Linked DNA regions of Mus musculus: region 1 is linked to region 2. Evidence: chromatin loops called from intact Hi-C (ENCODE). Cell type or tissue: heart. All regions are shown on one strand. Links, peaks and the distances in the headings refer to the core of each region. The heading gives the core; the rest is flanking DNA. Region 1 overlaps Pde4dip (phosphodiesterase 4D interacting protein (myomegalin)). Region 2 holds the start of Sec22b (SEC22 homolog B, vesicle trafficking protein).

Evidence for each region. A loop is a pair of places that touch in the nucleus more often than their neighbours do. Peaks named below come from ENCODE experiments on the same cell type or tissue, not always from the same donor. Only the 100,000 strongest peaks of a DNase experiment are listed, where the experiment ranks them.
Region 1: a loop joins it to region 2, with 2.5 times the contacts of the local background. A loop is called at or near these places in 5 of 42 quality-filtered maps.

Annotation. Positions count from the first base shown.
Region 1 is chr3:97,760,601-97,776,802 of GRCm38, reverse strand. The region is part of intron 8 of Pde4dip (phosphodiesterase 4D interacting protein (myomegalin)); the gene reads left to right. Among named protein-coding and RNA genes, the nearest start is that of Gm46816, 21 kb to the right of the region's middle. In heart, for the core only: a CTCF peak has its summit at 8,449; DNase peaks (open chromatin) are centred at 8,782 and 9,712; H3K4me3 peaks cover 2,481 bases; H3K27ac peaks cover 1,874 bases.
Region 2 is chr3:97,890,896-97,907,097 of GRCm38, reverse strand. Sec22b (SEC22 homolog B, vesicle trafficking protein) reads right to left here and starts at 5,871. Exons shown (of 5, transcript NM_011342.4): 1 at 5,678-5,871. The coding sequence starts at 5,752. In heart, for the core only: no CTCF peak of the experiment used is centred there; a DNase peak (open chromatin) is centred at 5,907; H3K4me3 peaks cover 2,287 bases; H3K27ac peaks cover 1,413 bases.

The DNA of each region.
Region 1 (16,202 bases), core at 4,838-12,837, 130 kb after region 2:
TTTTCTTACAGAACAGGAGATACTTCATTCCAAACCTTTGAAAAAAACAAAAACAAAAACAAAAACAAAAACAAAAACAAAAACAAAAAACCAGAACTAGGGACTGTGGAAGCAGGGAAATTGTGTACTTGCAAACAGAGATCGGAAAGAATTCTTACTTTGTATTTTCCCCATATTTTCTTTAATAACAGCTAAACAAACTGTAGGCACAGGATTTCCTTGTGGGCACAGAGCAACAGAACTGGGGAGGGATGCTAACTAATCAAACAGGACCTTCCCACTCAGATCCGAAGATACTCAAGCTTTTACATTCATGTCTCTTTTGCACTAATGTAAACAGCACTGCTTACAGTCAGACATATTTCCTAAAATAGTAAACATTCCAGGGTTTCCATGGAGAGATCTGACGTGGAGGCTAATGCAAGAATGTGTTCTGAATGCTCACGGAGAAGGAAACCCTTACAGGGATTTGTAGCCTAGGCAACACCAGACAACTTCATATAAGGAGGTTTGCGCTTTTTTCTTTCTTTCTTTCTTTCTTTCTTTCTTTCTTTCTTTCTTTCTTTCTTTCTTTCTTTCTTTCTTTCTTTCTTTCCTTCCTTCCTTCCTTCCTTCCTTCCTTCCTTCCTTCCTTCCTTCCCTCCTCCTCCTCCTCCTCCTCCTCCTCCTCCTCCTCCTCCTCCTCCTCCTCCTCCTCCTCCTCCTCCTCCTCCTCCTCCTCCTCCTTCTTCTTCTTCTTCTTCTTCTTCTTCTTCTTCTTCTTTTGAGAAGCTTTTAGTTCCTCTTGTTAAGCTGATGAATGCTGAACTGGAGACTCATATAAAAACCCTCACTCAGCATTATCCGCTCCCAGTCATAACCTTCATTAGTAACAGGTCTCAGGCACAAGACCTCGGCAAAAGCAGCCATAGCTCTGATACTTGGAGCTGCAGAGGAGGTAGAGAGTGGGGTTCCATACAGTGTCATCAGCAGGATCTACATGGAATGCTGAGGGCTCTGACAATTGAAGAGAAACACAGCCTGTATGAGGGATAGTCTTTGTCTCTCACAAGTTATCACCTATGAAAATCACTTATGCAGGGAAAACGTAAGGTAATATAGAAAGGAGGAACCATTTTGGACCATGGTAAGCAGCCAAAATTTTGGTCTGTAAAGCATGAAAATGATTTAAGTAAATGGAGACAAAAAGGGGAGACACTGGTTTTTTCATTCAATGGCTGTTTACTTATATCTGGAAAGATAATGATCTAAGTGCTGTCTTAGACCATTTATAGTGCTGTAACAAAAAGCTACACTGGTAGTTTAAAAACAAGAGAAACTTATTTCTCTTAGTTAGGAATGCTAGCATGCATGCCTGCAATCTGTAGACAGACTGGAAGTCTCCTGCTTTGAAAGTCTGAGTTTCCAAATGCTACATTAGTGGTGGAAAGCACCTTTGTTTCTTATAAAGTCTGAGTTTCCCGCTGCTACATTAGTGGTGGGAAGCACTGTTGTTTCTTATTTCTAGCACCTGGAGGCCATGCACCAGTTTGTGTGTTGTCACAAAGCCTAACTTTTGTGGCTTTCCTTGGAAACATCACATTTCTTTTGTTTGTTTGTTTGTTTGTTTCATCTTATATCCCTGAATCATTTGGGGGTGGGGCAGAGCTTTTAGTAATTAGAATAGTTACCCAGTGAAACCCAGTTCAGCTGGCTTGGAACATGGGGGTTTCCCACTTCTCCTTTCTTTGGAAACTCCCTCCTAAGCCAAAATTAGAGATTAGAAACACCACAGCTCTATTGCCACACAGTGGATTCAAAGTGACACTGGTTCCAAAAGAAACCTCTCAGTTCTCTAATAGATAAAAGAGAAAGGTACCCATAACAAAACAAAACGAACAAAACCCTAATACAAGAATACTTGTTCACCACTCTGTCTCTGTCTGTCTCTCTGTCTCTCCTCCCCCTCCGTTCCTCCCCCCCCCCTTTTTATAATTTTTTTTGAGACAGGGTTGCCCCCTGTAGCCCAGGCTGGCCTAGAACTCACAATGTAACCCCAGGCTGGCTTTTAACCAGTGCCTGTCTTCCTGCCCCAACCTCATGAGTGCAAGGATAACACACTGCCATGAGCTGCCATCCCTGACTGGGGTATAATTTGTTTTTTCTTTTAAATTAAACATTAATTTTATAATTTTAATAATAAAAATAATTTTATTATTTTTGATAGATGTTTTCCATTAACCTATATGACTTCTGACCTTTTTGTCTTTTGAAAAATTATTTTATGTGTATGTGTCTTTTGCCTGCGTGTGTATCTATGCACTACATGTGTGCAGTGCCGATGGGAGCAGAAGAGAGCATCAGGTTTCCTGGAACTGAGGTTACAGAAGGTTGTGAGCCATCATATGGGTGCTGGGAACTGAACTGGGGTCCTCTCCAAGAGCAGTAAGTGCTCTTAACGCTGAGCCATGTCTCCAGCCCCCATAGAACTTCTGATCTTTTTACTGAAGGTGTTTTGTTTTGTTTTGTTTTGTTTTCCTGAATTCAATTTAGGGTAGTTCTAGTTTGGTGATTTTCTTTTTCTTTATCTTTTTTTTTTTTTTTTAAGTTTGGTGATTTTCAAAGCACAGCTCTCAGAAGTCAGCAGCAGCACCAAGAGCAGCAAGATCTAGGAATTTGTTAGGAATGCAAATTCTCAGGCCCCACCCCAGATCTACTTACTGAATACAAACAAGGGTTAGGTCCAAGCAATCTGATCTGTATTTTAATACCACCTACCCCCACACCCATATATCTGATGGATACTAAAGTGTGAAACTGTTGTTTCTATTTTAAAACTTCATTTTAAAGCTAGAGTTGGCATCAGAGGGTACAGAGGCAGGTTGCAAAAGGGGGTATTATGGCATTGGCTATAGGGGTCATGCTGATAGCAGATGCCCCCCTCCCACAACAGTGACAGGCGATTTATGGGGTCAGTACTACTGTCGGAATTAAACTTAGTTATCTGGGGCTAGCAAGAATTTCCAGCAGGAAACTCTAAACTCTTTTAACTTTTAAGTGTACATACATACATACATACATGCATGCATACATACATACATACATACATACATACATACATACATACATACATTTGGTAGATGGAGCAGAGTCCAAGATGCCACACTCTTTTTCCACACTCTTCTCACCTTCTTTTCTAGCCTTTCTTTACCTTCTTAGACAAAAGTTCTTTATAAATTTACATGTTACAGAAGGATGTTGATAGTAAGTTCAAAGTAGTGTTTCATTCTATAGGCACTTTATAAGTCCAAAGCAACAGTTTCACATGGCCTTGCTTTATCATAGTGCACACCTGTGGCTTCATCCTTGGACCCCACCTTCTTCTTGATCGCAAATTTGTTTCATGCCTGCTTTCTTTCTTTCTTCCTTTCTTTCTTTCTTTCTTCCTTCTTTCCTTCCTTCCTTCCTCTCTCTCTCTCTCTCTCTCTCTCTCTCTCTCTCTCTCTCTCTCTCTCTCTCTCTCTCTCTCTCTCTCTCGATTTTATTTATTTATTTTATGTATATGGGTACACTGTATCTGTACAGATGAGCCTTCATGTGGTTGTTGGGAATTGAATTTTAGGACCTCTTCTCACTTTTGTTGGCCCCGCTTGCTCGGGTCAACTCGGCTTGCTCAGGCCCAACAATTTATTTATTATTATGTGTAAGTACTGTCTTCTGACACACCAGAAGAGGGTGTCAGATCTCATGGTTGTGAGCCACCATGTGGTTTCTGGGATTTGAACTCAGGACCTTCAGAAGATCAGTCAGTGTTCTTACCCTCTGAGCCATCTCTCCAGCCCTCATGCCTGCTTTCTTGTCCTAGTACAATTAGCCTGTGACACATGAAGGTTTACAGAGCTCTATTTGCAGCTTTATTCTATAGCAGGTTTGAAGTTACTTGTACAAATTTAGAAATTTAAGAAATCATCAATTTATCTACACAGCATTACTATATGAAAGTATGTCTTCATATTGGCTCTGTAGGAAATTTGCTCCATAGGGTGGGCTAATGCCCAGGAATCATTAGACTATGTAATAGTGATGGCAATGGCATATTGGCAGCAAGGAGCAATCCTAGGATGATGAGGTCCCTGGTGACCTTGCATCCTAGAGCTCACCCATTGAAGGCCATGGAAAATGGTGAGCCATCTCCAGGAAACTCATTTGGATGCTTTAGTCTTTCCTAGATAGCTTCTGACGATATTGTTCCTTAGGGATCTAAGACCCAGACAGATGTAAGTGATTTCACCTAAGGTTAGTCCTCTAAGTAGTAACTACTAAGTTACTAAGTTGTAATGAATGTGTTCATCAGTTATTTTAATTCATTCTTTCTTTTTTGGAGACAGGATTTTAATGCAGTCAAGGCTAGCCTCCAACTCACTATGTAGCTGAAGACTGCCTTGAACTCATCTTCTTGACATTATCTCCTACCTGCTAGGATTGTAGGCATGAACCATCCCTCCCAGTTTGTTGTCGAACAAACTACTGATATCGCCCTTTGACAATGTACTTAAAACTGAATACTAGGAAACCCACTCTCTAATTTTCTATTATGTGTCTTCTATAAATTTTAGTGGTAATCATCCTATATCAAATCACAAAAATCCTTGGTCTCATCTTAATTACATATATTGCTTCAGTCATAAATGTATGGGATGCATATGTATATGAAATTGTTTTCTAAAATTCATATTAAACAAGAACTATTTTTTTTTCAAAATTTGTGACTGAGCCATTTATAGAATGTCTTCCAAACTGTATTTTATCTCCCCAATGTCCAAAGCTATTCTGTGCTAAAGAGATGGTTTTCTGTTAAAAGGTTTAAAAATATTTAGGCAATGCATAGCTGAAAAAAAATATATCTTTTTCATTTTACTACCATATACTATCATCAAATCTACAACTCTAAGTGCTCAATTTCATGAGCTTTGGAACCTGCACAAACTCATGTGTGCATCATTCAAGACATGGCACAGAAACTCTTTACTGCCCCAGAAAACTGTCTTGTCCTCTGTCTTAGTTAGGGTTCCTATTGCTGTGATAAACCACCATGACCAAAAGCAAACTTTTATTTGGCTTATACTCCCCCATCTCTGTTCATCACTGAAGGCAGCCAGGGCAGGAACCTAGAGTCAGGAACTGATGCAGAGGCCATGGAGGAGTGCTGTTTGCTGGCTTGCTCCACGTGGTATCTTAGCTTTCTTTTCTTTCTTTTTTGTTTTTTGTTAATTTATTTATTCACTTTACATCCCTATCTGGACCCCCATGCTCCCTGTCCTCCCAGTTCCACCCTTACAAATCCCCACCCCACTACCCCCTTCTTTTCTTCTTAGAGAAGGGGAAGACTCCCTTGGGTACCACCCTACCCTGGGACATCAAGTAGTAGCAGGATTAAGTGCATCTCCTCCACTGAGGTCCAACCAGGCAGTCCAGTTAGGGGAAGAGATCCAATGGCAGGCAACAGAATCAAGAGACAGTCTCCCCTCCAATGGTTAGGGCACCCACATGAAGACCAAGCTGCAGATGCTACAAATGTGTAGGGGGCCTAGATCCAGCCCCTGCATGCTCTGTTTCATCTCTGTGAGCCCCCATGGGCTGAGGCTAGTGGACTCTGTAGGTCTTCTTGTGGTGTCCGTGACCCCTCATGCTAGTTCAAGTCTATCCCCCATTCTTCCAACCCAGGATCACCAGCCCAGGGATGACACCACCCATAAATAGGCCCTCCCCCATGAATCACTAAGAACATGCCCTACAGCAGTGGTTCTCAACCTTCCTAATGTGGCAACACTTTACTACAATGCCTCATGTTGTGGTGAGCTCCAACCATAAAATTATTTTTGTTGCTACTCCAAAACTGTAATTTTGCTGCCTTTACAAATCATAATGTAAATATTTGTGTTTTCTGATGGCCTTGGGTGATCCCTGTGAAAGAGTCATTTGACCTCCATAGAGTCACAGCCCACAGGCTTGCCTATGGCCAGATCTTAAGGAGGCATTTTCTCTTGAGGATCCCTCCTCTCTGATAACTCTAGATTGTACCAAGTTGACATAAAACTAGTCAACACATTTTTCTTTGAAATTAAATTTTCACCCTTTAATCCTGAAATTGTTTCTAACCTCCACCACAATAGATGTATTTTTCCTATTTTTTTTTTACTTCAAATGATTGAAACAATTACATTTTACACAAAATGTTTTGTTTGTATATGGCTTTTTTCATTACCATGTTTTTGAGATTCATGTATGAAGCACACATCAGAGCCAATTCTTTTTCTTTGCTGGACAGTGTTGCACAACTATGTAAAAACATGTTTATCTTACTTTGTTTAAGACAGGATCTCTCTATGTAGCCCTGACTGACCTAGAACTTGAAATGTAGACTCAAGTCCACAGAGATCTGCCTGTCTCTGCCTTCTGAGTGCTGGGATTAAAGGTATGTGCCACCAAGCCTGGCATCCTACCTTGCTTTAAAGAAGTATTCTTTAAATCACAAAGTGTTGTATATTTATTGTTAAAAAAGAACTATAGAATCCAAATGATGGAAAATGAACATAAATATCCATTTTACTCTCCAAGATATAACCATTATTATTAATTTATACATCCCTAGTTGAACCTTTGTTCATATTAAGTCGCCCATATTGTATGTACATCATGCAAGCTAACCAGCATTTCCCTTCAGTGTCAAGCTTTATGGCTTAGGTCTAAGCAGAACCTGAGATGTTAAATTGACACAGCCTTTGGTTTTACCTGTGGGATCTTTCTTACATTTAAAGATTAGGGCTAGAGAGGTGACTCAACTACTTACTGCTTTTGCAAGGACCTGGGTTGAGCTCCCAGAACCCATATGGTGCTCATAACCATTTGGAACTGTTGTTCCGGGAAACCAACTCCCTCTTCTGAACTCCTGGGGCAGCCAGCACACACACACACTTGTAGTGCACATACATATATGCAGGTAAAACATTCATTTACAATATTTTAAATCTAAATTTTTTTAAATTCTATGAAATAAAAATTAAAGGTGAGACCTGAATAGTTCTTGGCCTAAATTCAAATGGTTCATAGCATAGAGAATAAAATATCTTCATCTTGTTCCTTCTACCCCATTTTGTTTCCTTTCTTAAAGGAGCTACTGTTAACTACAAACTGTGATGAAGATGATGATAAGGGTCATAAAATGTTAAGCTTATTGTAATGTTTCTTTTAAATTTCATTTAAGCTTCAAGCTTTGTTATCGAGGCAGCACAATCTTTTGACTAGGATCAAGTTATTTTAAACACCAATGATCATGCGAAGGCTGGCTCTGCTGTGAAAGCTCACTATCGATTTTTCAGGGTAATTTTGGAGTAGTTTATGTAGGAGGAAGTAGGGTGCTCTCTGCCTGTCCATCTGTCATAGTGAGTTCAGAAACTCTGTCTTTAATAGACTGTTGTAGATTTCAAAGACAGATGCTCAGTTTCTTTTGACTTTCAAGCTCACATCATTTAAGGATTTAAAAAAAACGCAGCGGTTTTTACTTGGAGTCCCATTTTATGGTCTGGCTTAGAGGATCGGAATCTGTGTCTTTAGATGAAATTATATATGCAAAGCTATTTGGCATACAAAGCTACAGGATTTTGTTTAGGTGATTAGAACGATCACGATAGCCCTAGCCCCACAGTTTTTGAATCTAAAAGTCATTAGTTAGGGACCCAGAGTTCCTGCCCTGGAGGAAGTTCAAGGGATTCCTGGAGATGCTGTTCCTCCTCTGGTACTTGCCTCTAAAGCCAGGAAGTGAATTTCTTACTGGCAACAGTTTGTGATACCTGCATCTCATCCAGTTGCTGCTCCAGGTTCTCTTATGTGGGTGAAGTTCTATAGGAAAGGATCGGAAGACTTAGTTGTATAATAGTAAAACCAGGTACTAACTATGCCAGTGAATTTCCAGCCCTAATTCTGAAGTACTTGAATTGAAAACACTTTCAAAGAAGTGTCTGTCTCCCTTCTTCCATTTCCAACAGAAGTTGTCTACCAGAACCTGAAAGAGAATTCGTGATACTCTCTCAGGAGGCCTGAAGCTTGACAAAGCCCATTCTCTTGTTAGCTTTAAAATCTTGATCAGATCCAGTCACCTGGTGTTTACTGGACTCTCAGGTGCCTGCATTATACAGGTCCATTTCCCACTTTCAGAAAAGGACAAAACACCTAGGCCTGCTTATCCACACATCACGTGACATTGATAGAAACACTAGTCTCCTTTCTTGTATCAATCCAGTAGTAAGTAAGGTCCAACCTTAGTTTGGTGTCGGCAAACTCTTTCAACCTGCCTCCTCTACTTATCAGGTTCTCCCCAAACATATCTGCAGCTTGGGAACTTCTGACCCCAGAGTCAGAGTTAGGAGAGGAGGTGGGGCGGCGTCAGAAGGCGGTGGCGCAGCGGTACCTAGTGGCACCGCCAGGCCACATCCAGTGTACGTGGCACTGACCGTAGACAGACAGGGAGGGGACTGGGCTTTCTCCTCTGGGAGGAGCCTCAAGGCATCCAGCAGAGGAGAGAGATTCCCTGAAAGGATTGGGGAGTGTATTTGGTGAGATCTTATCAGAGTAAACCAGCCAGGCGTTGGCCTTATATCTCACTTTGCATTCTCCCCCTCCGAGCAAAGTCCGCTTTACCGGGCTAGCAGGCGAGAATGGATTGGAGGCGAGGGGAGGTACTCGCCAGCCCGCATGCGCGGAGCCGCAGCGGTCGGACTACATCTCCCAGAGGAGGCTTGGGGAGACCGCCTATCCCGGCGCCATCTTGAAATCTGATGCTTCATCTCCCGGGCTTTGCGTCAGCTCTGAGCCGACTTTACTGTCCCAGAGCCTAGACTGCCCGCCCCGGAGGACGTGGAGGACGAGGCAGCCCGCGGGAGAGACAGCTGTGGGGGCCCTGGCAGCGACCTCGCGCAGCTCGTACCCTGTCACTCAGCATCCCAATCGGTGTTGCGCCCGCGCCCGCCCCCTGCCCGAGGGGCGGGGCTGGTCTTGTGGTACCCAGAGTCTGCGCACGCTGAGGTGTGCCCCTGCCCAGTGAGGACCTGGGACTGGGCCATGCCAGCCCCAGACCATCAAGGTGGGAAGAGGACCGCATCCCAGAGCCGGTGAGCAACCCGCAGCTTTGGCCGCTCCAGAGAAGTTCCGCACCCTCCAGGAGTGAAGATGAAAGAGATTTGCAGGATCTGTGCCCGGGAGCTGTGTGGAAACCAGCGGCGTTGGATCTTTCATACCGCGTCCAAGCTCAACCTCCAGGTTCTGCTTTCGCACGTCCTAGGCAAAGATGTCTCTCGTGATGGCAAAGCCGAGTTTGCTTGTAGCAAGTGCGCTTTCATGCTCGATCGCATCTATCGATTCGATACTGTCATTGCCAGGATCGAAGCCCTTTCTCTTGAGCGCTTACAGAAGCTGCTCCTGGAAAAGGATCGCCTCAAGTTCTGCATTGCCAGTATGTATCGGAAGAATAATGATGACTCTGGCGAGGAGAACAAGGCGGGGAGTGGGACAGTAGACATTTCCGGCTTGCCAGATATGAGGTACGCTGCGCTGCTCCAAGAAGACTTTGCCTATTCGGGATTTGAGTGTTGGGTAGAAAATGAGGATCAGATTAACGACTCACACAGCTGTCATGCTTCCGAAGGGCCCGGAAACCGACCCAGGAGATGTCGCGGTTGTGCAGCTCTGCGGGTTGCGGATTCCGACTATGAAGCCATTTGTAAGGTGCCTCGAAAAGTGGCCCGAAGTATTTCTTATGCCCCCTCTAGCAGGTGGTCTACCAGCATTTGCACTGAAGAACCGGCATTGTCAGAGGTTGGGCCACCAGACTTAGCAAGCACAAAAGTACCCCCGGATGGAGAAAGCATGGAGGAAGGGACACCAGGTTCCTCCGTGGAGTCTCTGGATGCTAGTGTCCAGGCTAGTCCTCCACAACAGAAAGACGAGGAAACGGAGAGAAGTGCGAAAGAACTTGTAAAGTGTGACTACTGTTCTGACGAACAGGCTCCACAGCATTTGTGTAACCACAAACTGGAGCTAGCTCTTAGCATGATTAAAGGTCTTGATTATAAGCCCATTCAGAGTCCCAGAGGGAGCAAGCTTCCTATTCCAGTGAAATCCATCCTACCTGGAGCCAAGCCTGGCCATATCCTGACAAACGGAGTTAGTTCCAGTTTCCTTAACAGGCCTTTGAAACCCCTTTACAGGACGCCTGTGAGCTATCCTTGGGAGATTTCAGACGGACAGGAGCTGTGGGATGATCTCTGTGATGAGTATTTGCCGATCGGGTTCCAGGTATACACAATGGCTACCTATAGTGCTTTTCTCATGAGCCGTCCACAGGTTTCCCATGGTTTGTTTAGCTCCAGGATAGTAAGTGGTCTAGGCTTGAAAAAAATTAATTGTTGAGCTTATTTCAGCTATACTTTTTGCTTATGCACCTTAGTAAATGTGATTTACACTTACATAAATTACTTTTCAGAAGCCTTTTAAACAGTATCAGTTTAACAATTCCTATTGTCAGAATTATATGTAACAAAAGATAAAGGTTCTTTTTCTGCAGAAAGAAGTCTTACTTTTGGCATCGGAAACTGTCCTCCCACACCACCCCTTGATTGTTGCTGGTTTTTGTTTTTAGATTTGTGAATGATATTCTTCCATTGCCTTTCAGTAAGAGAGTTAGAGTTAGGTTCCTGGCAAGTTCACCCTGGAGCTTTAAGCTTTTCATCCCTCAGATGCCTCAAAATGGTTAGCACATAGAGTGGAAACTATTAGCCCATCAGGAAAGCATTAGAAAGAACATCTGGGCAGTGTTTGTTATAATTAATGGTCATCTCAGAGCTAATGGTGACTTGTTCGTGGAAAATACTTAGCGATTCAAATGTTGTCACTCATGAAGTTAAGCTGAAAACTGCACAGACAGCTTTTTCTTCCTTTGTTAAGGAAGGATTCACTCAACCTACTCTCGACTTTCTTAATAACTGGAGAATGGCAGTTCACTTAATTTAAGTTGTTCACATCTACTCAATGAAATACTCACTTCACAGCACCCTTTTAAGTTCAGCTATTTACCGGGACCTGGTACTCCTTCATTTCTAAAGCAACACTAAATGCTAGATTCAGTTAACTTTGTTAAATATCCTGGCACGTTGATTCTGTAGAGGTACCACTCACTGCTAAGGTGGACAGTCTAGAAGTCACTAGGGAAGCTTAGTTCTCAGGCAACAGGGGTCCAGAAACTTACAGTCTGGTAATGAATGAAGTTGAGATTACAATTAAGTGAGATTTTTGAGGCATACTTAGGCTGCATGTAAACTTTGTATACCAATAAGAACTTTAGCAGAAAGTGCAAGAAATGTTTTTAAAGTTTATGCAAAATTATCAGAATCAGCACAGATGAAAGTGTTATCAAAAAGTAAAAAAAAAAAAAAAAAAAAAAAATCAGTACTTTCATTTGTGTGAAATGTTAAGCATTGTATATGCCCAGCACTTGGGTACTTCTTTTTTTACAATGGATCCCCACTGATATGTTTGGCTCAAACAGTGTTTCTGTAACCATACATAGATACTATAAATTGAACACTTATATAAATCTCAATTTAATATCTGAAACTAGGCTAGTCACCATGGGGAACTAATATATTTTCTTCTCTCAATTGTGGCTAATACTGCAGCAAGTTGAAGACCTGAAGATTCCATGGACAACAAGATTTTCCTTACTCCATATTTAATTTAAAAAAATCTTTTGGTAATTTGCCTGGAATCAGCCAGCTTTGGAGTTGGGAAGGATTTTCAAGAACAGCCCTCATTAAGAGTGTTGGAAAGTTTGTTTAAATAAGAGGCTTGCTGAGCCAAAGTTCCCTCACCCGTTTCTGCCAAGACCTTTTCATTCTGTACATTTAATTGCACTGCCTGAAGCGTATCACCTTAACCTATTTTAAATCAAGAACCCACTTTCTGTATCCAAGGATTCCAGGAGGATTTTCGGGGTTTCCATAAAGAAAACTGAATGAGTGTGTAAACCATGATAATTGTACCCTCAGATCAAGTCCCTTTGTTACAGTAACTGTGAAGGTTAGAGCTTTACATCAGTGGGATAGTACCGCTCTGTTGTCACATAACTTCGTTCTTTACTGTGTGAAGTGTACAGCATTGGGAGGTGAGAGAAAAACAGCCCTGAGCTCCAAGAAAGAGTTTTAGTTACTATGTTTTCTCCAATAACTACAGATGCAAGGGAAAATAGTTATACTGTGTTCAAAGTGTGTGAACCAAATACCTATTTTATTCTGGACCTTAATCTAATTGGTTAAATCTGATTGATTTTTAATCTCCTTAAGGGCTGTTATGGTGTTCGGTCAAACCACAGCCAGGTGAAACAAGGGCAGACCGGCTTTTACCAGTTTCTCTGAGCACATGAACAAAGAATAATAAATGTGAGGTTTGGGTAGTTTTCTTTTTTGGCTGGTAGATACAAGAGCCTTAAAAGCAAAAAAAAAATCCTGCAATAGGAAGGAAACCTGGCGGACCGTTCTGTTAGTCATTTTGATTCTTTTGTTTAATCTCCCACTTAACCCTTTGTGTGTGTATTAACTACCAGCCTGAAGATTCTTCCGGAGAGCTTTGCTTCTCTTCCAACCCCACGCCCGCTTCTCCTTCCTTATATTGAGGTAAACAGCAACAGTATATTTGTCTTGCTTACTGATATATGCAAATCACTTATTTGCCTTCTGTGGACTTTACGCTTGAAAGACCCAAAGACCCAGGCTCTTCAGGTTATCTGCAGGAAGGTTTGAGGTCTTGCTGGGTAATAATTTCCTTCTTTATTGTCCAGCTCTGAGATAGAAAAGCTATGATAGGGGGGTGTGGTCCCTTAGTAAACAGCAGTTCACAAAGAGCTCTGAGCTACCAGACTCCTTTGTATCTGAATTCAAAGAGCACACCTTTGCCTCATACCTTACAATGTCAAGGTCTTCTGTTTGGGGACTATGGTGAATTTGTCCCATTTAATACCTTAGTCATTTATTTAGGCGGATCAGACCCTTTGAAAAATGTAGACATTAGATAATAGTTGTAGGCTGGGCCTTTAATTTTATGCTAGCTGATGGTTCTTGTTTGTCTCTGATGATTAACAACAGGATAGAAATGATAGCAGTTTGAGATCTGTGACTCACTATTGTAAGGGAAGGAACATGCCAGGAAAGTGCTGTTAATCAGAGGTAAGAACTCTGCTTTTTAGCCTTGTGCGGCACTGGGCCTGGGCTCTGCTTTCCTTTCCAGATTGATAAAGCGTGCATACCAACTCTGACCTGAAAACGATTAATCTGAAAGAACATCATGCTTAAGTCATGGCCTTAGAAGCCAAGCGTCTGGGAGTGACCCTGATGCTACTAAACTAAGGACCACTGATCTCGAGCTCTGTAGGTTGTCCGGGATTCCATAAGCTTGTGTGTTTGGTACTTTACAAGAGCTTAGTGCACATTCCTGATCCAGAAGAACATAGTAAGTGCCCTTTGGGGGTCTCTGAAAAGGCATTTTCTCTGCAATAAAAGAATAAATTATGAAGAAAGGAGAAATGAAGACCTCTCATGTTTTAAGTAAGTCATTTACAGAATCTGAGGTTTCCTGTGACTCATGTTGAGATGGTTCACATGAGATGCAGATTCCTTGCCTGTGGCATTCTTTGGCTTTAGAGTTGCCATTTATGTGCCCTCGTGTTTATGTATGCATAGGTAGAGGAATGATGTATATGTGAATATAAACATGTATGTATATATACACATACACAAGTAAATGATCTTGCTTCTAAGACAGCTGCTAAAGTATTAGAACATTGGATAGGTAGGAGTCAGGCCTAATTTTAATTTGGTTTTGTTTTTATTGGTCTTAGTCATTAAGCACAAGCCTTTGATCCCTAAAATGTTCCTAACATTATGGGGAGCCCTGGGTTTATAGGAATAAAAGCTGCATCACCAACTGCAATTTAGTTTTCTCTGGATAATTCTTGCCTTTTTTTTTTTTTTTTTTTTTTTTGTGCCTTGAATAGCTTAGCCTACCTTTTATAGCTTTCTGTTTCCTTGTATGTGAAGTAGAATTGGGGCGGCTGGCTAGTTTGTTGCTCCCTTCAGAGCTCTGAGGACTCTGATTTAAAGCGAATAAATAGCACTGTCTTCCTGCCGGTTTAATGTTGAAACTGTTCCCTGATACCCAGCACTAGAGATTAGGGACTGAGCCTGCGGTCTTGGACATGCTAGGTAAACATGCCCTTACAGCTCAGCTCTATCTCCAGCCCCAGAGTTGTGTCTTCCATTGTGCTTGCTGTGGATGAGATTTCTAATTTGTAGCATAAGGTTACTAGAGAGTGATTTTACACCAAGCAAACAGAAAGCCAGGTCTTATAGACACAGCTTTTCCATTAATCACTGACAGTTTTGTTTGTCTGTTTGAATTGTAAGATCTATTTCAGTCATCTCTTGTGGTATGTGTGTGACATAATCCACATTGCTTCAGGGGAGACTTCTTGTATTCACCACAACAAATGTCTCAAGTATTTCTGGGAGTCATCCACCTTGCTTCTCCAGCCTCCCGTTGTCTGGAGCAGCATCATATTAGCTGTACCAGACTCATCCACTTATCTCTACCACTGCTATCTTTATAATCCAGCCACTTTCCACCTGCATTCTTGATAATCTCTCTTCTGCCGGGGAACTGTCCATCACCACTGAGCGACTGCAGTGAGCTTCTAAAAACGTAAATCGGATTGCTCTTCTGTTAGAAAACACCGCAGTCAGGGCTGGGAACATAGCTACAGAAGGCCCTGGGTTCAACACTCAGCAGCACCAAAACCGTAACCAAAATGTAAGACCATAAAACACCGCAGACCACTCTTACCCAGTTTAGATGAATCCAGCCTGACTATCCCTGCTGTACAGGAGGTTAGGTCCCGGGCTGTGCCTCCCGTCACACTGGTCCCCTCCCCTTTGTCTAGCGTGTTCTAATAAGGCCGGCCACCAGCCTGTGTCCCCCTTCTTTCAAACTCGAAATGTGGCAAGTCTGAGTTGAAATGTGCTCTGAGTATAAAATAGACCTCAAATAAAAATCTTATTTTTATATTGACCTCATTGTAATGTTTTAAATGTTTTAGAAATATTTGCTTAGACAAATTGTCAAAATTAAGTTCACTTTTTTTTTTCACTTTTATTCAGTGAAGCTATGAGAAAATGAAACATTACACAGGCAGCTCACAGTGGCTTTCTCCCGGGATGCGTCCTTCTGGGCATATAGGCCTTTCCTTTCCCAGGCTCACTTGCCATCAGCTCTTCTGTCTGCCTAGCTTGGGTTCTGTTTCTTTCCGACTAGCTGGCTACTTCTCCTTCCGATGTCCATTCAGATACTGTCTCAAGAGGAACTTCTCTCTAGTTGGAGAAACTCTTTCTAGTTGATATAAAGTAACAGTCACCAGTTCTCTACATGGTTTCCTGTGTTACTGCATAGGAACTGCTAAGCGACAGGACTCTCCACTCCTTCTTTCATATTTACCATGTAGTCACCAAACCCAAGCTCTGCAGAATCTTCAAGAGGAGTTACTTTGTCCTATGCAGCATTCCTTTCTCCAACATAGTATCTGCTACTTAGTGCTTAACACATCTGTGTCGAGGGAGTAAATGAAGGTGAACGTGCTATAGTGATAAGCGAGAGGTATAACCAGAGTGAAAGGGCCCATTTCACTCCTGTTTCTTGTCAAAGCAAGCGTTGAAGTTCAGCCTCTTCTGAAGGATGCTGTCAGAAGTCTCCGTGCAGTCCATCAACTTTCAGAACTCTGTGGATCATTTCCATTTCCTGTCATTTGTTGATGTTTGAGACTATGTCTCAATACCTCTTTGATCATCTTACCTTTTAATTTTAAGATTGTTTTATCAATTCACTTAGCAGGGATAAAGTAGCCTTTTTAAAAATATTTATTTATTTATTTATTATACGTAAGTACACTGTAGCTGTCTTCAGACACTCCAGAAGAGGGCATCAGATTTCATTACAGATGGTTGTGAGCCACCATGTGGTTGCTGGGATTTGAACTCAGGACCTTTGGAAGAGCAGTTAGCACTCTTAACCGCTGAGCCATCTCTCCAGCCCATAAAGTAGCCTTTTAATGAGCTATTCAGAAATAGCTG
Region 2 (16,202 bases), core at 2,705-10,704:
TTCATTTCAATAAAGAAAAATAAAACGTCTTACTTTTAGAACAAATGAGAAACCCTAACTCTTAGTATTTCCAAGATCCCAATATGTAAGTGCCAAGAAGAAAACCTGTGCATGTCAACTATATGCAAAGTATTTGGTGTGCTTTTTACCATTAGATATCTCATAGCACCATCCTGCACACACTCCAGAGAGAGTTCTGAGAACTCATTCTTTTTAAATGCTGGATTATCAACAGAACCTTCCACAAAGTGGAAGAGCATTTAACTAAGACTGTATGTGCGTGCCTGTGCTTGAAAACCCCATGAACGCTGGCCCTGCAGCTAGTGAGGCAAAATGGGCAGCTATCCTTTATTACATCACTCTATCCAGTTCTCCAGTGTAGGTAGCAAGCTGGAATAAAGAGGGATCTGGACAAAAAGGCCAACACTCAAATGGTTAGGATGTATTTCCCTGAACAATTTATTAAAAAGAAGAGGAGGGGGTATTCTATAGTCGCATCATTTTAAAAGGATAAACACCATACCTTACTAACCTACTAGATTCAAAGGAGAAAGGCAGTACATGAGACTGAGAAACAACACACATTGCTAATCCACCCTGTCCCTGAGAAAGAGAGGAGGACGCCCTGCTAGCGATGGCCTGAAGGTCTCTACTGCCCAGACCTGTAAGCTTATGGCATTTCACCACCAAGCTGATGGAAGGAAGTGCAGCCTTTGGGAGATGCTCAGTCATGATGATGGAGTGCTAATGGTTGAGGGTGATGTCCCTGTATGAAATTCCAGAAAGTTAGATTGGCCCCTGTACCTCACAAAGACTCACAGAGTTGCTATCTATGAATGAGAAGCAGACACCAAATCCGCTAACCTTGTCATCTTGGACTTCTCAGTGTTTTTTGTTGTTTGTAAGTCACCCAGTTTACACACACTGCCATTTAACAGAAAGCCCAAATTATTCCATTTATAGAATTATTTATTTTGTATTGAAAGATAGACTAGCCTTCCTTTGGCAGAGATCTCTTTACACCGAAGTAAAAGTGCTTATAATAGTTTTCCCAGAGTCTGGGTCTGGGGTCTAACTTTGTGGAAGCACACCATGAAATATTAAACTTCTAGACAAGACACTACTGAGCTGACAGCACAAAGGAGGAGGCAGTTAGAACATGGCAGGTATGCAAAGGTACAGAGACAGAAAAATGACAACCTGAAATTCAAAAAGAAATGAAGTAATGAAGTAATGTAAGCCAAGAGAGTCAGGCAGAGTACACTCAATGAATAACTGTGGACCATTTATCTTGTTTAGCATTGTTGTTATGGCAATGATCTGTTATAATGTTATTCATTTGAGAAAATGTTTTTGTGTCAATGTATGTATGTATGTATGTGGATATTATATCAATTCATACATTAAACATTACCTTATAATAACTATTACCTTATAACATTATATTGGCATTATTATATTAAGCAGTATGCATGCATGCATGCATCTACCCATGACTGGTCAGTAAGTACATGTTTGTAAATATTGTCACATGCTTTCAGTCACTAAGAAGTAATGCACAATATCCTATTTTGACATGTGAATGATATTTATCAATCTAGTTGCTTCACCATGCCATTATATGGTATGAAGAGATCTGAACCCACAACAGCACATGTGCCCAACTAATGCTGGAAGTGTTATAAAGTGATAATGAAGATCAATATATATGATTGTCAACCCTGGCTTCACACTGGAATCATGTAGGGATCTTAAAAAATACTTACGTGCAATCTCCATTCCTAAATCAATAAAACAACTGTTTTCAATTGCTAAAAGCAGATGAATACCTTACCTCAAAGGTAAAGCTGAAGAAAACGCAATCCACAAACAAACAAAAACAAAACCACAACCTTGCCAATCAAATCAAGATTAACACAACCCTTCCAACCTCACAAGGTATAATGTAAGTATTACTACAGCCTGAGAGAACAAAACTAAGTCATATCAATTATAAGATAAAATGGTTGGAAGCATGCTACAATTTCAGAATGTGCTAAGGAAGAAAGGTAATGGCATGCACTGGGACAAATCTACATAGATTATAGTATGACAGCCAACACTAATGCTGGTTCAGCAGGCATTATCATTCCTAAGAACAAAACCGTCTTGGCTAAATAATGATTTTTTTGGCATATTCACATAATAGACTATTAGGCAGCCATTAAAATATTTAATGGTGTGAGACAATGTTCAACATATACAACTGTTAAATGGAAAAATTAAGTTGGTCTTAAATATAACACATTAATTTTACACACACACAGGGAGGGGGAGAGAGGGGGAGGGGAAGATTATGAGAATATCTTGAGTAAAGATTTACTGAAAATAAGCATGATTAGCATCTTGGACTTTCGGTTATGTAAGTTTCCAACCTTTCTAAATGGCATGGGTAAATCCTGTAGTATAAAATCATTCACCCACCCCTGCTCACTCCATCTCTGCACAAAGAGTACTACGTGCAATTCTGGTTTGTAAATTTAAAGACAGGCTAGAATTCAGAAAAACACTTCAAAAATAAACAAAGTTAATACTCATTTTCTGTGCAGGGACTAATTTCAACACTTTACATACTTTAGCTCACAATCATTATACTTACTCTAGGAGGTGCTTAGAATTATTATGCCAATATTCTATTTTAGAAACCAAATTTTGCCAAGGACACTATGGGGCTAGAAAGGGAAGAGCTAGGATTTGGCCTAGATAATCTGACCACATATAGCCCCTCTTCAAGCACTGTGACATTCCACTTCCATGATTAAAAGTGTTTCAACAGTAGATCCACCTTCTAAACAAAGTCTTGTCAATCATGTAATTCACAGGAAAAGCTCACGGAGCTGTGTGAGAACTAAGGAAGATCCGACAAAAACAACCTAACCAGTGCTTTACAGACAGACACAGCTTTCAATGTCAAAGTCACAAAGGGCTCACAGTCCCTTAGCTCAGCAAAAATACTTAGATGCCCTGCTTGTGCTTTCCACTTCACACAGAGAGCAAACCTCGGTCCACTCCACAGGATATGTTAGTGATCCAATAACGAAGAGAGGGAGAACAGCTGGATTGGCCATGAGGCAAACAAGATTATCCACCTCTATATTACAAAAGGTACAAGACAATGCTTTCCTCAGAACCTCAGGACTTTTCCCATCTTGCCTAGGCCTAGTGGACAACTAGTGCTATCAAATATCACCCTTCACCTTTCTAAGAATGTTTCAGTTTTGTTTTTGTTTTACAAACCAATGAGTATACCAAGTTTACTTAACAGGCACGGGTGAGAGATTAGACAGCCAAGTTCCACCCCATCATGGACATCATGGATGATGGATGACCTCATGAAGGTGCATCAGAGTCCCCTTTCCATTATTGCCCACTTCTTACCTCAATATTGCCAAAGATCACTAGCATTTTCCAAGAATGTTTAGCTAGGTCTTATCATTGATAAATCCTTGATGGACTCAGCCGGTCAAAGGCCAGTTGGACCAAGAATCAAGAGGCAGCCATTTTCCTCTACAGGGAATTATAGTAACCGCCCTGACGTGATAAGGGTGCAAGGCGGCTCGGCTGCACAGCGCAAATACAATACTTTTCAGACAGAACAGAGAGGTAGATAGAAGAAAGTGCAAAGGAAAAACGTCATTATAGGGAAAAGAAAAAAAGAAAAGAAAGAGTAGGAAAGGGACAAGATTATCAGTTAGCAAGTCTGGGATTTCAAAGAGAAGGTTGTTTCTCTACCTGTCCTAAGCCTAAATTACTAGGTAAGCAGTCAACACTGTATAAAACACTGTCTATATTATATGTGAATGTTACTCTCCTTCCTGTCTTAGCTGAATACCAGTCATCTTCAGTAATAAGGCAGTTAAGAGCTTACACAGGGGCTGGCTCCTAGTAAATATCTAAAAATAACTCAAGTTGTATCAGTACAAATAGTTAAAAGTATATGCATTACTTTGGCTTAGACAATTAGAGTACTTAATATACGACTATTTGGTCAAGATAATCTATGTCTTAAATGCAATTTCTGAGTTTGGTGTGGTGGTCTACACCTGTAACTCTAGCATTCAAAAGGCTAAGACAGTGGGGTCAGTTCAAGGCAAGCTCTATCTAGAAATTGTCCCAATTTTCTAAAAAAAAAAGTTATTTCTCCATTAGTAAGAAGTGACTACGTGGTTGAAAAGTCTTAAACAAGACAGTACAGAATAATGATTAGGAACGAAGGTTCTGGTCTAGAGCCAAACTGATACTGATTTTAAAAACAATAGCTTACTTAATAAAATACTGATTACTGAAACTGGCAATTCTCAACCAGGCCTGATTTTGTCCCTAAAGGAACTTTTGCTACTGCCGTCTGGAAGTAGAGGCCAAGGATAGACGCCCTACAAGGCACAGGACAGTCTCTCCCAACAAAGTATCAACCAGCTCCAAATGGGAACAGTCCCTGATAAAAACAGACCAACCCCCAAAGCAAAGCAAAGCACCATACCAGCACCAGCACCACCAACAACCCTGGGCACATTCCATTACCCTACTTGTTAGCAGTGTGACTTTAAGCCTAAGAGCCCCTGTGAAGGGCAATAAGAGCACACACTCTGACATGGGTGGTATGAGGAGGGCCAGAGAAATAGCACCCCTAGCACTCTCAGGACAGTGCTGTTCTATATGAGGCTGTGTGTGACGTTCTGTCTACTATCATGATGGTAAAACAAGAGTCTGAGACCGATGCTTCTGCAGACATTGAAGGTTCAGAAAGGCTTATTATTTAAAATCAAAATTAATAAAGGGAAATGATAAATCACAACCAGAAAAACAAAACAAAACACTTCTGTGGAGAACTTCTCATCAATGAAACAAACCAATATTGGCAGACCAATATCAAATAAATACCAAGTTTAAAATTAAGAAAGAATCCATGAATTTTTTTCAGAAAAATTTCAAAGCAGAGAGTAGGGGCCCACTGATATTGAGTAGCATTTCAGACCCACTTTGGTCCCTCTCCTCCATTAGACTTCAGTGCAACTGATCAGATTCTGCCCATCTCTACCCCACTGATACCCCTCACGGGGAAAATATTTTTCAAAGGAAGTGTTCTCTAAGACTCCCAGCCCCCAATCTCCTTTGTCCGGATCATATTCTTGGGCTCATCTGAATAATATACTTTATGAGAGCAGGAGAAAATCAGGCATAGCCGTGAAAGTAGGCACTTTACTGAACCTTGACAACTTTGTAAGTGGCAATATTACCTCATCCTCTATCAAAATATGTCATCGAGCTAGGTCAAGGATCAAGAGCTACAGGAAAGCGAGGTGAAGAAACCAAGGGTTGGTCTTCCCCAGATATATTAGTCAGCAGCCTTAACAGCAGCCCAAAAGAAAAGTCCTAAATTCTAAGAAGGTCCCTAAAAAGTCATCACAAACTGGGTGATCAAATTAAACCTGGATAAGCTTTCTCCGGGGCTTCTGTGTAGAGAGGAACAGTTACCACCATAACTCTAACTCCTTCCACAAGGATTTCTTCTCACAGGTAGTCTTTTCACGAGCAAACGGTAAAAGAGCTCTCGAGAAGAGGGGGAAGGAGTCTGTGAGGTCGCTAGGGTCTCACTAGCCGGGAGCAGGGCGAGCTCGGGGCTCCGGCAGCAGCTTACCTGCTCGTCCTCCTGCATCGAGGCGGCCAGCGGAAGGCCGTCCGCCACACGGGCGATCATCGTCAGCAGCACCATCTTCCCTGGCTACGGAGACCAGGCCGCCTCAGTCACTGTCCCTTCTTCTCCGGCGGCGGCCAGTTACACCTCCGGCTGAGGTCCCCAACAGCTAGCCGCTGGCGTCTCCGCTTCCCGCTGAGGTGGCCGGAAACGACTTCAGAGCTTTCCACTACCGGTCCTTTCAATTGGCTTCCCACCGAGAACCACAACCACCGGGAACTTTAGTTCCGCAGTCATTCCTCCGACCAAGTCCCGCCCACATTTGTGAATTTTTGTTTCCACTAAGTGGTGTCTCTGCAAGAGGAGTGGCGCTCAAGCTTAGTAGGGCTTGAAAGGTGACTGAGAGCGAACTTTTTAGACGAATGGAGTATGAAGCAACTGTAAAGCTATGTATTTTCAGATTTTTTTTACAGAGCATTTTATGTATAATATTTTATAATCTGTGTATGTCTCAGCAGAGATTCGTTTCTTGAGGGTTTTTCTGGCCTGGGTGTTTATACTGTCACAAAGTTCTTAAACAGTTTGTGGTAAGAGATTGGCAAATAGGAGCTGGAGAGACCGCCCCAGGGATCAAGAACTCTGGCTGTTCTTTCAGAGGACCGGAGTTCAACTCAGCACCCGCATGCTGGTTTACAACCATCAGTAACTCCAGTTCCAGGGGAATCTGACACCTTCTTCTGGCCTCTCCAACCTTTCCATGCACGTGCTGCACAGGCAGGAGCGGAAGTAAGCCACCCCCACACATGAAACTTTTAAAAAGAGATCAGCAATATTTAGTATTATATATATTTATTCATATATATATGTATATATATGCATATATTAATAAATGAAGAAGTACAGGGGGATCACATACATCATTAGCCTCCCCAAATCTAGGTTCTTGGCTGCCTCTATCATGGTATAGAAAGGGGAATCTTACCAGGCTTTCCAGTAATTTGGTTTTCACTTGCTTTTGAAGCAACCTCTAGATAATCACCGTTAAGGAAGAGTTCTCATCTCTCTCTTCTTTGGTGTCCTCATCAATGAGATAGGGATATTCTTGGCCTCAAGAGGGTTTTTGTAAATATTAAATGAGAAGAACGTGGAGGTACAGGGGTTTTGTAAACTTAGAAAAGGAAGGAAGGAAGGAAGGGAGGGAGGGAGGGAGGGAGAGAGAGAGAGAGAGAGAGAGAGAGAGAGAGAGAGAGAGAGAAAGAAAGGAAGAAAGAAAGAAAGGAATTATACAAATATACTTATTACATTAGTAATAACTATTCTTTGCTAAATACTTAGTGTCTTATGATTATCTGAACATTTAACTAAACAACTCTGTGAAATTTGTTAGCTGAAGGCTCTCACTTTATACTTGGGGAAGACTGCAAAGATTTTTCCAAGCAGGTCATGTAGTTAGAAGTGATGTAAACAGGCTTTGAGCTCAAGTTCAGCTCTAGCTACTGATTAATAAGCATTCTCTCATATTATCTCTCCTCTTTCATATATAATTCCCCCCTCCAGACAGTGTCTTGCTATGCAGCTCTGGTTGGCCTAGAACTCACCTATGCTGGCCTTGTATTTACAATCACATCCTCCCTTGCTTGCCACAGCTCACACCTGTCATTTGGCAACCTGAGCCAATGTGGAGTGGAAATCAATTTTGGAGTGTATAATGCCTTATTTGGTAGAATCATAATACATTTAGAATAGTCTACAGATACCACGATCTTTAACTTCTTTCTTCCACTCAACAAAGATATGTCTTCTACCATGATCTCAAATGATTGTCCTTGATCCGATAGAATAATTTTAGTAATAGGGGATAATGGCATAAATATTGGCAATAAGGCTACACCATGTGGGTCCGGGGAACAGAGAGAGCAAAGCATAGAATGTAGAGAGACTCTCTTGTGGAAGCATCACCTGCCAATAAAATACTGTTGGCTGTTGGCTGAGGCAGGAAATAGGAGTTCCAGTGGGGAGAGAGATTTCTAGGATAAAATGAGGTGAGGGAAGAGATTTGCCTGAATGCTGATGTAGAGATAATTAACCACGTGGCAGAACTTAGACTAGAATAAGTGGGCTGATTGACCTATGAGCTAACAGAAGTTAGCCAAAGCTTTTGGCCTGGGCAGTATTTATGAATAATTATTCATAGATAATTTTAGTCTCAGTGTCGTTATTTCAGGGAGCTCGGGTGCAGGTGGAAAGCCTATGGATACAGTAGGAGGCGTGTTCAGAGAAGCTGCCTCTCAGGTTTGTTTCAGTTTGTGCTCTCAGCTTTCTCCAAGGCCTATGTGCTCGTTGCCTGAGTGTTTCTCAGATGCCATTGCTTGTTTTAAATGGTTTTTAAGATTTTGTAATTTTTATGTTAGCACAGAAAACAGTAGGTTAGTTATGGTCTTTTCATGAACGTTTGCCATTTATCATTGTTTCTTTATGATAAATTCCACTCCTCTTGATTAGGCTTCTTGGGGTTCATTTTAGTTACAAAATTTCTTTATTGGGTCAAGTCCTGCCCCACCCCACCCCATGCCCAGTGCTGAGGAGCCAACCCAGGCCTTACACAAGCCAGGCAGACACTCATCCACTGAGCTACATCTCCAGCCCTCTACCAACCATTTCTTGCACCCCTAGGTTTTCCTTTTAAACATACAGCATGATTCTTGTGCCCTCAGGCATTGGAATTGTTATTTCAAGGGAAGGTGTGGTCTTCTCAGGTTGCTCAATGGGCAACCGGGAAAAGCTAGTACCATATCTGATCAGCGCCTCAGACCTTAGGAACTCTGGAATCTGAGTCACTTTTGCTTCCAACTCGATGCACATTATCCTGTTCACATCTGTTAGTGATTTCAAGCTCTTGGTCTTTGACCCTTTGAGCAACACACCACCATGTAATGATGAGCAGCTCTGTGCTAGATCCAGGGAAGGCCCTCCTTGACTATTTTACATTGAATGAAAAAAAATGAGAGAGAGAGAGAGAGAGAGAGAGGGAGAGAGAGAGAGAATATTCAAATTGCTGAAGTTCATGTTTATCCTTCACCTGCCTAAAACCTGACAACACACAATGTTATGAAATGAGTCAAATTCTAGACCCTTGGCAGTGGGAATGAGGACAGGCAGGGGACTGACTCACAGCTAGCCGTGCTAGAAAATTCTTGAAACATACCAAGCAATTGAACAATGCACATACCCAAATTAAATTAATAATATATTAAACTGCTACTGGGAAAGACTTGATTAGAGCAATGACAGATATTTCCAGGTGCCATCAAAGCGAGCAGGACAGTTGTGTACTCACTCAGCTCAGCATGTTACACACCCATACACACTAGTGCCTCTTCATGACTTTTTAAAAAAGGAACACTTTCTTACAGATTAGTACATGGCTCCCAGGCTGAGTATCTCCCTCTTCAGTCTCCACTTCTAAATGTAACCTCAAAAGAACGTTGAATTCTGGCCTACATAAATCAGCTTTTGTTCTGATTGGTCCTTTTCCATGCCAGTCAACTCAGTTGTGTTGTGTTGTGTTGTGTTGTGTTGTGTTGTGTTGTGTTGTATTGTGTTATGTTATATTATATTATGTTATTATTTTTGGCCTGTGCTCACCCTTTGGAGATGCCTCCAGGCATTGCAGACTCTGGGTATACAGGGTGTGTGTGTTGGTGCGTGGTGTATGTGGGGGGGCCTTTGGGGGTGTATCATGGCTTAGGTTTGGGGTTGCAGCAGCACCAATCTAGACTGGTCATTAAGTACAGGCTACTTTGAATTATCTTCCCTGGCTAAAGCTCCTTACAATCTCACTTACACACTCCCTCCAGTCACTGAAGTGGAAATGGCAAAAGAAACGAAGCATGTGCTATAAGCCAGGTGGGAGCCCCTGTTTAAAATCACTGCCACGTTCAATAGCATGGTTCAGATAATGGACCATAGCAAAACTGCCCTTTGCCTTCTAGAAGATAGCTGTGGTGTCTACCTGGTTTCTTTGCTTTGTCAGGGAAACAAGGTAGAAAGCAGGGCCAGGCCACTCATCTCTTGGGGTGAAAAAGATAGAGGTTTTGGCAGACCCCCAAAGAAAGGTTGAACTTCAACTTAAAAACAAGCAAACAAGCAAACAAACATACCTTTTGCACAACAAGCCTCTAAACAGTGTAAAGAAAGTGTTAGCTGGGGGCTGAAGAAATGGCTCAGTGGGTAAGAGCACTGACTGCTTTTCCAGAGGTTCCGAGTTCAATTTCAGCAACCACTTGGTGGCTCACAACCATCTGTAATGGGATCTGATGCCCTCTGCTGGTGTGTCTGAAGACAGCTACAGTGTACTCATATACATTCAATAAATAAATAAATAAATAAATAAATAAATCTTAAGAAGAAAGAAAGAGTTAGCTCTTAGGGCACAGCACCTGGAGCCTCCCACTGTCTTGGTGTTTGTGATATTGGTGAATGTCTGATATGTCTCAAAGGCTGAAGAAAATCCTCACTGCTCTATACAACCCAGTTCATAGTAAACAAAGACATAGTCTCCATCTATTTCTTTCATGCTGACAGGGATCACATTCTACCTGGCCCTGTCTCTGTCCACCCCCAGCCAACCAACCCTATTGCTTCCCCTGCCTCAGTGTGAATTATTAAGGAGTTGGATGGTAGATTTCTCCACATACCCATTCTTCTGTCCTTAGGCCTGAGTCTCTGCTTTCCTAGTCTCAGAGACTTAGTGGCTTCACGGAGCCCCAAGTTCCCATCTCAACTACTATTGATTGACTCTGTAGCCTCCTCGGATGCCTGTCTTCCTGTCCCCCAGCCTCCCAGCTTCTGTTTCTTTTATTCCACGGTCTTTACTCGTCTAGTGGTTTAGAGTGGCTGAAATTACCTAATTACTTCTGAGTAATTTCTTTTTGATATCTTGAGGTTGTATCTTTCAGCCATGCCTACTCTCTTTTTTCTCTCATGGTCATTAGGGAATGTGGTCCCAGCCAGATACAAAGTTCTATGCACTGTTCCTCTTTCTCAAAGCCCTTGGACAGCCACAACCCAAATCCCAGTTTTAGAAGCAGCTCCCAGAGAGAAAGCTCAGAGGGTAAGGACACCAGCTGCTCTCGCAGAGAGAACCCGGCCTCCAAAGGCACCATGAGCAGACATGTTGCCCATACATACATACATACAATACCCATGCACATTTTAAAAAGCATGTTAAAAAATCTGTTTGTGTATCTTGTCACTTCTTGCAGATATTAAAATGATATTAAAATTGAGCTAGAATTTTAGGTGATTAAGGCATGGTGACGCCTTCTTTTTTTAAACTGAGAAATAAACAAAAGAGTTAATCTGAGAAGTATTGATACCACTTTATAAAAAGAATGCATTGATTGATTGATCGATTGACTGCTTGCCTGCTTGTTTGCCTGATTCATACAAGGCATCTCACTACCGGTAGCCCCAGCTAGTCTTGACATCAAGACTTTTGTGCCTCAGCCTCCCAAGTGCTGGTGTGACAAGTGTGTGCCCAGATCAATACGATTTTCGTTATATGTCAAACTAAGCAGGGGAAATGGATTTAGATTTGTGTTAACCCAAAGGTATTGCTAATATCTTTCACACACCCCAAATAGGCAGGCTTACCCCATTTGTCTGAAAAAAACAAACAAGCAAACAAACAAACAAACAAACAACAGCAGGCTCTCCCCAGATGAACCACGGGCTGCTTACTATGCAGAAGTCGTAAGCCTCAGTGAGCAGCTACAACAGAACCCACGGGAGAACCTGAGCCCTTCCAGGAGGTGGAAGTGATCTTGATCTCTTTGCCTACCTTGGCCTACTGTGTTGTCATGGTGATCTCAGAAACTGAGATCTGGACCAGCTGTTCCTTCTCTGCCAGCCTTTAGCTGGGGAGAAGTTTAATCTCAGTACTCTTTTTGGGGGAGTGGGGGTGGATGTTATATAATCCAATGTCTATCTTTTTACATTTTAAAAATCATACACACACGTAGCATGATACAGACTGAGCAGGATGTATTTACATATTTAGGAGTGTGTGTGTGTGTGTGTGTGTGTGTATGTGTATGTGTGTGTGTGTGTATGTAACAACAGTGATAAGAGAAGCTGTGAACTTGAAAGAGAGTAAGATGGGTACATGAGAGGGTTTAGAGAAAGGAAAGGGAAGGTGAAAATAATTATAATCTCAAAAAATAAAGTAAGTAATTTTAAAAAATATATTTATTCACTGTATTTGCCTGTGTGCTCTCAAATATCCCTCTACATACATAGTGATTTTTTCTGTTAGGGTTTTTGATGATTTTCATTAAATGTTTAGATTTCTTTTCCTCACAGTATTTCAGATGACTGTAATTAAAAAGCAGGATTCTGGGCTAGAGAGATGGCTCAGTAATTAAAAGCACTGGTTTCTTTTTCCGAGGATCTGTGTTCAACCCCAAGCACCTATATGGGGGCCAACAGTCTGTCACTCCAATTCTTGGGACACGGTGCCCTCTTCTGGCCGCCATGGGCACTGCATGCATGTGATGCACAGTCACACATGTGAGCCAACAACCATATATCGAAACAAACACATCTTTTAAAGAAAGAGCACGATGCACACATATGTGTGCGTTTCACTTTTCACACATGTTTGTTTATAGTAGTGGGTGTGCAAGTGTTCACATGCTAGAGCAAGCACTAGCACATGGACCTGTGCTATGGCGTACATGCGGAGGTCAGAGGAGCAACTGAGGGGAATGAGTTCCCTCCTTTTATCCTGTGGGTCCCAGGGGTTGAACTGAGGTCATCAGGCTTGGCAGCAAGCGCCCTCCCCCACTGAGCCATCTTGTTAACCTTTCCCTACTTTTGAGTGTGATTGCTCATAGCTCTCATATTCATATGCTTGCCGTTAGTTAGTTCGCCTAAGTGTCCATGCTTGCAAAAGTTGTTGTGATTGCCTATTTTACTAAGTGTACTATGAAGTGTCTACCATTTTTTGTTTCTTCAATAAACATTTTGAAAATATGTCTCTCTGCATAATAATAAATATAAACATATTATTTTATTACAATAATTTCATTATAATTAATGCCTTGTACATGCTGAATATTTGCTCTTCCTCTGAGATACACCCATGGCCTGCAAATAAATGTCATGTAAATAATTTTTAAATTATCCTTTCTAGAATCTTATTTTTGGAAGTGGGTCTTTCAGCTTTTTAGCACCTGATATTATGACCGAAACTCTTACTAACTATATGGCCTAAAAGACTTTGGTTTTGATTTCCAGTCACTATAATCAAACCTACTACTTCCCACTTCCCCGAGGCCTCCTTATTTCTGGCAGATTTCAGAGCGGATTGGACAGATGGCTCCAGTTAGTGATGTTAGCGACACAGTTTCCCATGCTCTTCTCCCCCCAACATTTCTAGCCCCTCCCCAAGCGTGTCCCCCGCCCAGGAACTCTCACACAACGCCCAGTGCTGTGGAACTCTGTGGCATACGGAGCCAGCTGCATGGTCAAATGGTCTGTTTCAACTGGAGAGCTTCTTCAACATATTTATGAATTGAAATGGCCTCTACTACTTCTGACAGACACTCTTCTCTTGTCTGACTAGAAGTTTCCTGAAATTCCAGCGTCTGAGAGGTCCATGTTCCTTTGTCACATGTAGAAGACACCAGTCTAGATGTCCCCAAATACTGCTTTTACACCATTCTCTCTCCTCTCTTTCAGGTACTGAAATCGCATACACGTTAGATATTTTAACTGTGCTGAGCTGGTCCCCTGCTCTCTTTCCAGCCTTTCTCCGTCAGCTTAGATGGGGCTACCGTCCAGACCACGGATCCTGACTTCTGCTGGACACACCGTTGGGAAACACAGCAAAGGGTTCTGCATTCGTTACTCTTCTTCTGCTGTGATGAAACACCACGGCCAAGGCAACTTATAGGAATCAGGGCTTCTTTGGGGGAAGCCATTAGGGCAGAGAAGCATGGAAAGTGTGGGGCCGGGAGCAGAAGCTGAAACGCTCACATCATTAACAGAAAGTGTGAAGCAGAGAGAGCTAATTAGAAAGGCCACGGAGTCTTTAAACTCTCAAAGCCTGTCCCAGTGACATACTTCCTCCAGCGAGGCCACACCTCTTCAACCTGCTCAAACAGGGCCTTGAACTGGAAGTATCCAAATGCCTGAGACAATTGGGGCATCTCACTCAAGCCACCACAGATTCCTGTTTCCAGTAACTTATAGTTTCAAAGAGTCTGGTGGCATCATCATCATCATCACCACCACCATCATCACCATCATCAACAACATACTTTTCAGTTATATATTGAACCAAATCTTTACATTTTTGCACATCTTATCTTCCTAGTTTTATAAGCTCATTAAGCCTGGTTATTTAAGCTCCCTGTCGACTCTAATATCTGACTCTTAGTTGATTAAAACCTTCTGTTAGTGTTTAATCATTTGGATTTGACTTTTAACATGGTTCACAATTTTATGTTGGGCTTGGACACTGATATAAAAACAGAGAGGCTTTGCTGGTATTCTCTGCCTTTAACGAGGTACATTTTTTCCCCCGGAAGGTGGAAAGAACGCCTAGCAGAGCCCTGTGATCCTGCAGAGGCTTGGTTCTGTGCTTCGTCATACCTGTTCTCTCTCAGTAACCTTGTGCCCTGATTCCCAGAGTGCGGTCTTCCCTTTTGTGGCCTCATCTGCAAGAGTGGGTGTCTATATACCATAAAGCTTGAAGTCCAGCTCCTGCTGGGAGCTAAAAGTGCTTAGCTCGTTAGACTCTGAATAGCTCTTGTCTGCTGGGTTCCTTGGTCTTGTGCAGGCCAAGTTTAGTCGTGAGGTACGCCACCAGTTTAGTGAGGATTTTAATCTCCATTGGTGGACTCTTTTCTGAGCTTTCTCCCTGTCTGGGAGCTTTCTGCAGTCCACCCACTTTGGCTGCCCGGAGATTCGAACTTATCCCAGAGCTGGCTGATGTCTCCTACCGGGACTCTGTTATCTTGTACCAAGTGTTGGAAATCCACTAAAGATGGAAAGCCCAGCATCACCACAGTGCTCACGAAGCGCAGCTTAAGAACCATAGGTTCATATCCTACCTGTACTGGACACACTTTGATGCCTTCAAATAAAGATCTCGCATGAAGCTGGATGCAGTTCTCATGTACAAGCGTTATTGCGTGTATATTGTTCAGATCCTTTCCTCACGGTGAGAGGGTTAATTTGATATGCTTGCCCCATCTTGGCTGGAGTCAGAAGTTCTAATACCTCCTTGCTTCGGAGGTACTAGCAGTTTCACTGAACTGCTCATCTGCCTCAAGTATGGAAAAAAAACGGCATTGTCTTTTTAAATTATGGAATTTTGTTCCTTTAAATTTTGATATTAGGCAAAACTCATCACCAAGCAGAACCAAATTCTAAGCATTCAGAATCTTAAGCCATGATCGAAATAGGTTATTTATAGATCTAGAGCCGTGTAATGGGGATGGTTCATTAGCCCGTTTGTAGATAAGCCACGCAAATCCAGTTTCAGCCCCGCTGCGCGCTGCACACCGCCTTTACGGTTAGCCCCGAAGGCTCTAGGAAATGGGAGCAGAATCTTGGAGTGGTACCCGAGGAATCGGATGTCAGTGTCGGTGTTCGGCCTTGGAACTAAATTCCTTGAGGGGGAAATTTCTAAAAAAAAGATGCGGGCAATGTATCTGGTGTGGTCTTTGATGGAGCAGCTGTAATTTATGCAAGAAGACTGGGAGTCTGACTGCAGGGAAGGCAGTGAGAACAGCCCAGCACAGCCCTTGCCTGCCGCCAAGCTGATTGTACACAGGTGCTAGGGATCTGAGCCTGTGTTGTCATCCTTACGCATGGAGCCATCTCCTAAGCTTCCGGTAGCTTATATTTTGTGGGGGAAAACAAGTCAGTAGACTCAGTTGACACTCGGATGCTTGCGTCATGGAGCTTTACTCTTGCATAATTTTAGATTGTTTGGATTTGGCTTTATACGCTTAGATTGTTTCTTGTCTTTCTCGGGTTATTTCACAGTGTTTTGTCCTCAAGTCCCTGCTGCCGGGGTCACGCTCACACAGTTGCCCTATACCCCTCCTTTCTAAACCCACTCGAGAGTGCCGAAGGACTAGTTGAATATGGAAACAGGGCCATGAAGCAATTCAATGTGCCCCCTGTTCCCTAGGTGTGCAACAATTTCTGGGGAACGGAGACAGTACTAAAGCTAGCAATCCAAACAGCTCTGGAAAGCAAATAACCTGTAACTTGTCCCATCAGCCCTTTCTCAAATTTACCTTAGGATCCTGTAATAGATTCTTAGTGGAGGTGATTGGGACAAAATGTTATGGTACCACATTTTCTCATTTTATCTAGTAATGATGAGATTTTAATTTTTTTTAAGCAGGCATTCACAAATTACTACTTTCCTTATGCTAACAAAGTCTTTTCTTCCTCGGCTCCAAGTCAAACCCAAGATCTCATGTTAGGCAAGCGCTCTCTCCTTGAG